Regions from separate parts of the Homo sapiens genome. Here region 1 is linked to region 2. Evidence: chromatin loops called from intact Hi-C (ENCODE). Cell type or tissue: endothelial cell of umbilical vein. All regions are shown on one strand. Region 1 overlaps NDST3 (N-deacetylase and N-sulfotransferase 3). Region 2 overlaps NDST3 (N-deacetylase and N-sulfotransferase 3).

The links. Peaks named below come from ENCODE experiments on the same cell type or tissue, not always from the same donor. Only the 100,000 strongest peaks of a DNase experiment are listed, where the experiment ranks them.
Region 1: a loop joins it to region 2, with 2.2 times the contacts of the local background. A loop is called at or near these places in 1 of 110 quality-filtered maps.

Annotation. Positions count from the first base shown.
Region 1 is chr4:118,085,018-118,089,017 of GRCh38, forward strand. All of the region lies in intron 2 of NDST3 (N-deacetylase and N-sulfotransferase 3), which reads left to right. The region is part of intron 2 of LOC107986307 (a long non-coding RNA gene); the gene reads right to left. Among named protein-coding and RNA genes, the nearest start is that of NDST3, 53 kb to the left of the region's middle. In endothelial cell of umbilical vein, no CTCF peak of the experiment used is centred here; a DNase peak (open chromatin) is centred at 1,534.
Region 2 is chr4:118,172,409-118,176,408 of GRCh38, forward strand. All of the region lies in intron 6 of NDST3 (N-deacetylase and N-sulfotransferase 3), which reads left to right. It also overlaps a transcript of LOC107986307 not described here. Among named protein-coding and RNA genes, the nearest start is that of SNHG8, 100 kb to the right of the region's middle. In endothelial cell of umbilical vein, no CTCF peak of the experiment used is centred here; a DNase peak (open chromatin) is centred at 1,763.

The DNA of each region.
Region 1 (4,000 bases), 87 kb before region 2:
GGAGGCTGAGGCAGGGAATTGCTTGAACCCAGGAGGCAGAGGTTGCAGTGAGCTGAGATCACGCTATTGCACTCCAGCCTGGGCGACAGAGCGAGACTCCGTAAAAACAACAACAACAACAACAACTGGAATGAAAACCAATATAGGGAAATAATCTTAACATTAGAATCAAGTATGCGGAATTAAGTTTTGTATCTCCTAAAATCTTTATTGACAGTAGCAGACCATATCAAAAGTCTTCTGAAATGCTTCTAGCGCTCTCAAAAATGCTCCACATCAAGAAACTTTTAAAATAAAATAAAATAAATGCCTAGTGGAAGAGTTCAGACAACAGTCCCAAAACTGCCTGAAGACATTCAGAATTCCTCTATAATCTTTATACAGATATTAAGAGAAAAAAAGTACTAATAGAAATTGTTCTGGTTTGTAATTGCAAGTATAATCACACAGTTCCTGAAAATAATAGATTGATGTTATAATATTGGGCAAGCCAATCAATGAACACAATATGCAGAATGATAAGTGGTGAAAAAAATGCTGCAACCTTTTGTTGATAACACTGCTGAATCCAAACTCCAACCCTTGTTCAAGTTGAACACTCTCGTTTCATTGTTGGGTAACAACAATGAATATTGTTGGGTAACAATTTTATATATGCTTCTCTTTGGGTTAGGTAGTGGCTTGTTGTTGTTATTTGTTTTTTGCTTGCTTTGCCCTCTTTAAAATTTTTAGAGGAAAAAAACATAACAGATACATAACATGGTCTCATGAGAAAACCAGAACACAAAGCCATGAAATGAAGAATTTCATTCTGTCAACCTGTTTAGCTTTCCCTGGGAGTTCAATCATCGTATGGGCTTTTATGTGTTCCGCTGAGCATTTACTGAGAACATCAGCCATTATGGGCTGCTGCCTAGCTACATGGTCATGTCGTTACTTCGCATTTATCTGGAATCCTCTATTCTCTCAACAGACATTTTTATTCTGTTCCATATGACTACCATTGTGAGAAAGCTTTGTTATTTTACTTGAATGAGGCAGTGAGTAGGTCTTTATTTTTTCAGGAACATACTCCTCCCCTGTAGCTGTACCTGAAAATTAGGTGACTTTCTCATAGCTTTTTCAAACCCATAAATCTTCTGTCCCTTTCACGCAATGTACTTACTTATATTTCAATTTTAGCATCTTGCAATCAAGTCTGATTCCTAGACCTTGTTTAAACTTTGGGCTGTTTTTAATTTATGAATCGTTTTGGAAATTTTTCTTTGCATTGAGTTATAAAATGTAGACTAAAACTCTAGCAATGTAGTAAAATCTTTTCAAAGTTTGTCTTTCATTTATTGATCTGATCCAGATCCTCTTGTGTGCATCACCCTAGAAACCTTCAATTTAATCCATTTTTTTTCAGTACCCCTAACATCTTAAAACTTAGTCATTCAGACACCACCCACCCGCCCTCTGACACCTTCTTCCTGATTGAAAGAGGCATTTATGTATATGAGTCACCTCCTGCCAGCTTCACAGGAATTACATAAAAGCAATCTGCCAACCATCTTGGCCTAAGGACAAAAAATCACATTTAGTGTCAAAGTAAAAGTCATTCTTGCTTGTTGGAAAATCACAATAGAGCACTTTAGGACCTTAACTCGCAGGACATCAGGCCTTAATCTACAGTCTATACTACAAATGAGGGAACTCATAAATGCTATGCTTTCATCGGTTTGGGTAAGCTTCTTGGCCTAATAATCCTAAAACCATTTTAAATGCTTTTTGTAGTTGAAAATGAAAGGCTAATTCATATTCAGGAAAGATTATACATATATTAAGGGGAGAATGTGGACTAAGAAATAAACATAATATTAGCAAAACACATTATCTTTCCATGCTAATACAAAAATATTCATGCAGAAAGTTATTTAAAAAGCACCGCTTATGGCAGGAAAGGTGGTTTTATGGTCTAAGAAAAATGAATTGAAAGATTTGCCTAGATAAATTGTTATAACTAGAAATATTGGTCAGGATATTTTTAGTTTTTTTTTGTTTCTAGACAAGACAGCTTAGACCATATGGAAATATGGGTTTAAATCTTCCATTTAACCTCTTATTTACTGTGTGGGTTTAAGGAAATCTCTTAACATGTCTGAGCTTTGGTTTCCTTAAATGTAAAGTGGTGAAATCGTGCATGCCTTCTCTCTCTTGAGTTGTTTTAAAGATCACATAGATGATATGTAAAAGGACAATGTAACTTTTATGTTTGTGTAATTGCTTATAATTCTCAAAAAGCTTTTACATATCATCTCATTTGAGTTGGCTACTGTTTTTGCAAGATCACTACGAAGGCAGGGAAAGTCTTAACTCTTTCTAGCTGATAAAAAGAATCCTGGAAGATCCCCTGTATTCCATATCCTTTCCCTTCCCATCAGCACTTCCACCTATACATTCACAGATTCAGGGAACCTGAAAGGAAGTCCCATTGTGTTTCTCAGACACACATTTCTCTCAGCTGTGAATATCTCTAATCAGTTCCAGATTATCCTAGGAATTTGAGCCTGGCACAAATCATCACTGTCTACTAGAATTGAAATTTTGGCTGCCAACCTAGAGCTTCTCCCATGTCCATACTTGACATGTATGATTGGGCAGGGGGAGAGAGGATGAGAATGTGTGTCTCTAAAATGCATCATAAGTCAAACCTTGCATACAAGGTTTTCTCTCTCTGTTACAAAGGACAGCACACAGAAAATTAAAGTACACACTTAAGGCCAGTACAGACTTATGACACTTCTCCCAAGGAGAGACAGTTCCAAGCTCAGAAGTCTAGATTTTAGTGCATGGGAGGTTGACCTTACCAGTTCTTGAATGGGATAGGTTTCTCCATGTAGAAGCTGTGGAATGTAGTTAGATTCAATTGGAGACTATCTCTCATAACAAGGAAACTCACCATATGAGGGATGTTAGAGGAGAGTTATAACGTTGTATCATTTTTTTCTTTCTTTGGTTTCAATTTCCACCTTTATTCAGATGAAGCTGAAAATAAGTGGAACAGCTGGCAATAAAACCTTAGCCACTAACTTGAATTTTTTGTGAAATGCCAGTCAAGTAACAGGAATGACAGACATGTAAGTAAGCCCCAGTAGTATCCATTTTTAAAAATATGTACTGTGAATAAAAATAATAGCAATTAGAGAACTTTAAATCATATTTTAAAGGATACCGTCTTAAAATAATCACTATTCAGAATTTGATGAAAGTAAAATTTTAGGGTTATCTTCAGTTACTCATGTTCAAATAATTTTCTGTGACTAAAACTTTGGTCAAAATAGAAAATGTGTTTTTTCCTAGGATGATCTAAAGGTATTTATTGTGGATGGAAAGAATTACAGAATACAAATAATATGAAACTCAAAATTACATCAACCAAATGCACTTTGTTTTCTCAGCTGACTCAAAATAATGAGTAGCCAAGGTAATATCGGCTGCACATTATACCTTCTCACAGTACCAGGATACCTGAAGAAACAACACTTCACTCCTAGTCTAGTCAGCACCTTTGCAATTTTTCTTGGAATGACGTTAGCTTTTACATAACCCATAGTAGCAAGCTTGTGAAACAAAGAAACCGCAATTTAGTTCGGGGTAACTCTAAAATGTTTGTGTTCAAATTACCAATAAGACTCGTTTTCATGAAGGGTCTTTCTAAAATACACTTTCTAAGCCAGTGTGCGTATTTTCATCCATATTTTCAAACAGAAAAATTAAGAACAAGACGGATAGTAACTTTCTTGACAGTTATGCCTTGGTTGAGAAGTTTAGGTATTAACTCACAGCTTCCATGTCTAGACCGTTGCTGGCTCTCTGATAGTTAATTGCCTCTATTATGATATTATCATTAGAGTCCCCTTAAGATAGACAAAAGAAAATTGTAGGTTTCTAGGTCTACTCAATTAAAGCAATTGAGTTTCATAGTTTCAGGAAATGACCAATTTAACTCCTATCTGGA
Region 2 (4,000 bases):
TGTCCAACTGAAGGGAAAATGTGTAAATAAATCATATTCACTTTATAGATGATTGTACAGACTTAAAAATTTATGCTTATGAATAATTTGGTGATAACATGAGGTATGAGAGATATGTATAAAAAGAATACAAAATTATACATAAATGGCAAAGTTTTAAAACAAAATGTCATTAAAATAACAAAAAGATATGGATCTTTGAATGTTGAGGATTGGGCATATTTTTCTTTCTGCTCTTCCATATTTTTTAATTTTTCTTTAATGATTTTATGTCACTTTTTCTAACAAGAAGGATAAAGCACTGATTAAAAGTGCTAAGATGAGTTCTTAGCAAAGAATGATTATTCCTATCTAATTATGTATTAACATTTATATGAATCATACTAACATTATATGACTCATTTTAAGATAATATATTAAGAGGTTCATTAAAATGATACTTTTTGAGTATATAAGGAATCTTTTTCTTCACATTTCAAAACATTAACTCTTTCTAAAAGTCCATAGTGTGAGAGGTAAAACACTAATAATATGTAAACTATCAGCAATTGTACTTCTCGCCATAACAACTGTATGGATTGCAGACAAGAACAAGGAAATAAATAAGAAAGTCCCCTTGAGAAGGGAGAGAAGACAAAAGGAATCTACTTTGTGCCAGGCAATGTGCTACATGCTTTCATAAATGACCTTATTTAATCCTCACAACAACTCTATGAGGCATATATATGTGTGTGTGTGTGTGTGTGTATATATATATATGATAAAATAAGATATATACACATCTTATTTTACCCTAGCAGCAATTCTGTTAGATGAGGAAACTGAAAATTCTAATAGATGAAGAAACTGAGGTTCAAAGAAGTTGCATAATTGGACCAAAGGAAAACAACTAAGAAACAAGCCCACATTCTTTCCACTGTCATTGTGCTTTGTTGATAGACTACCCCTGGCCCATGCTCATAGCCTTAGATAGCCTCATTTTTAAACAGAATTTGGTCACACTTCTTAGTCTGGTTTCTTATCCTAAGGGATGTAGTATACACAAACATTAGAACATGACAGAAAGAAGAGAAGGAATGCTAGAGCAATAGCAATGGGGAATGAAAGCTGACAAAAGAGTAAACCACCAAAACAAAAAAACAAAAACAAAACTCAACCCTATTAAAAAGCAGCCCAGGAACTCAAAAAGCATAGCTATATAGCAGTATGGAACTATTTTATGACAGAATATACAACTCTATGTCATGCTGAGGTAATCATCATATTCAGTACTTTATTTTCCATATACTCTGTATGTACACACTCTGTATACAGTATGTATATGTATTAGGGGGAATGTAATATATAAAAATTTTTTGAACAATGGGTATTGCCACTCTTTCCTTTAAGGGTTCTGGCTTGATGAAGTTTTGTTCATTGGTTTGTCTTGCTTTGCTATTGTAATACATAGAATTCCAGTAGAAGATCTACAAACACAAGCTGATTCTTAAACTGAGAAAGCAATATCCAGAGTCAGAACTTGCTTTTTGCTTATCTACCTAACTAAAAGCTGAAGAATAAATGAAGCAGTGACTGGTTATTGATACACTTTGCAACATTTCACTAGAACAACTTAAAACTGGAATTGAAGCATCAACTGAAGATTTCTGTGCAACTGTGGTTTAAATTGAATGCTGCGCTTTGTATAAACATAATTTTTTGTGGTTTAACTTTAGGCTGTTCTCTGCGGTCTTCCCATATAATGGGAATGCGTCAGAAGCACAGCTTCGTTTCCTGTGTAGGCTGGAAACTGTTAACTGCAAAGTTTGGAGACAGTCTCAGAGAGCTCACTGCCATATGTTAAACTAAACTTGATATGAAAAATCATATCAGTTTCCAGTTTCCCAGAACATTAAAAAGAAAAATAAAAAAGGAGCTCAAGCTTTATAAATATAAAAAGCATCTGTCTGCACAGGAAATTCTACTCTGTTATTTTGCAAATGATCCCTACTTATATTTACAAGAGAAATCAGATCTGATGAACTATATGGAAGTAACACATTATTTTGTTCAAAATTTTGAAATATATATTTATAATTCTGTACAGCTGGCTGGACTGTGAACTAACTATCATTGTACAGAGATCTCAACAGTGCTGCCCAGCATGATCTTAAAGCATGTATGTTTCCAAGTGAAAGGTGATGGAATATTTTGACAGCATGCTGCTAACTTAAACATTTTTGTTTAATGTAATTTTTGTGTCTAAGTGCTCCCAACCACCATTTCCAAGACAAGAAGACTCATGAGCATTCAGAAAACATTTGGCACTGTTTCATTTTAATTTTTTACTTCTCCTTGACTCTTTGAGCCTAGAAAGAATTTTCTCTGTAGTTGCTCACCCAGGTACAAGTGTCCTTGAGTTAATCTTCGGTAGCTCATTTTAGAATCCGACTGTGACTAAAGTTGGATTCTGTGACTGCCTTCTTGCCTGCCTCTCCACTGTCACCTATAATTTTGTCATTTCTTTTGCTCTGAACCAGCTTGCTATGCTAAAAGCCATCCCTTCCTTTCACATTTTATAATCCTCATAAGATTAACAGCCAAAATCCATGACCAGAACTCTGACCACGTACAGTCTACAGAGGACTTCATGCTACCTTGATAATACCCCGTATTTTACCAGCAACCATCTCTCAGACTTGACTATAACCCTCTGGTGTACCTCATCAATTCAATGCTCCAGTGTTTATCCTTGATTTCATTGTTTTCTTGCCTCACAGAGGTACCTAGAGATTTTTTCCAACAGAATCTTTCTGCCTTTTTCACTTAATAGCCTATCTATGCCAGTATTCCCAAGTAAACTCCCTTTAACTGTAAAGCCATTAATTTTTTCTTCTGATTTCTTCTTTTCTCTTTCCCACCTTTGTCTTGCCCAGTTTTTACTTATTTTCATTCCTCTAGTAACTTAGGCCTCCTCTTACTCTCAGTTCCTTTTATTACCATTATTTTCTCTAAAATCAGATTAATATCATATATTAATAATAATTAGTCATCCATCACTAAGTAGTGCCCACATTTACTAACTTCTCTGACTTAAAAGTTGCTGTCTTATCTATGTTCTTTTCTTTCCTAGACAACACTTTGGAATAGTATCTTTTCTCCCCCTACCTTATCACAAGAAGATTAAAATGACTCTTCTAGTAACAATTACACCTACCCTCTCTTATCTCGCACACTGGGAGGCACACGCCATGGGCCCTCCTTGATAGAGGTGAAGCTAAACCATATCCTTGTGGCAACTTATAAAAACCTCAATTGTGTGGTTTGCCTCTGCCTGTTCCTGAGGGCATGCAGACATAACGAACTTCTCTCTCAGCCTGGACCTGTGCTGGAAAAGAGTTTGACGCCCACTAAAACAGGCATTTCACTGTGAATTAGAAAGCCTCTGGAGAAGAGACTTTATGTAAATGTGTGTTCTCAGTGTGGAATTGTTCTTCCATGTTTACAATTGTTTGTGTGTCTTTTTCTCTGTGCCAAATTTCAGGTGACTGGAGACTGATTAGCTGGTCTGTGCTATCCTTACTCCACTTTAGCCAACACATTGCACATTCTTACCTCCAAAGTGGCAAAAAATGCAAATGTGTATCATTATGCTTTATTAGCTTTAGTAAAAAGTTTGCCATATTAAAGGTTAAAATTTTTGGCAATTTTTTGTACTCCTCGAATATCTAATTATTTAGATTAAAATAATTATATAATTATTCTAGTTACCTTTCTTGAATTTAAGTCTTAAAAAAAACCCTGCAAGCAAACATTTACCTATGTAACAAACCTGCACATCTTGCACATGTACCCCAGAACTTAAAATTTAAAAAAAAACCTGCAAGCAAACCTATCCCCTACATATTTTCTCATACTTCATCCATACATTTAACATTATAAATTCTTTTAACTGTTTCTTCTTAAATTACTTTGCACTATGCCTTCATAACATTATATGCAGATAGAAAGTTGCATATTA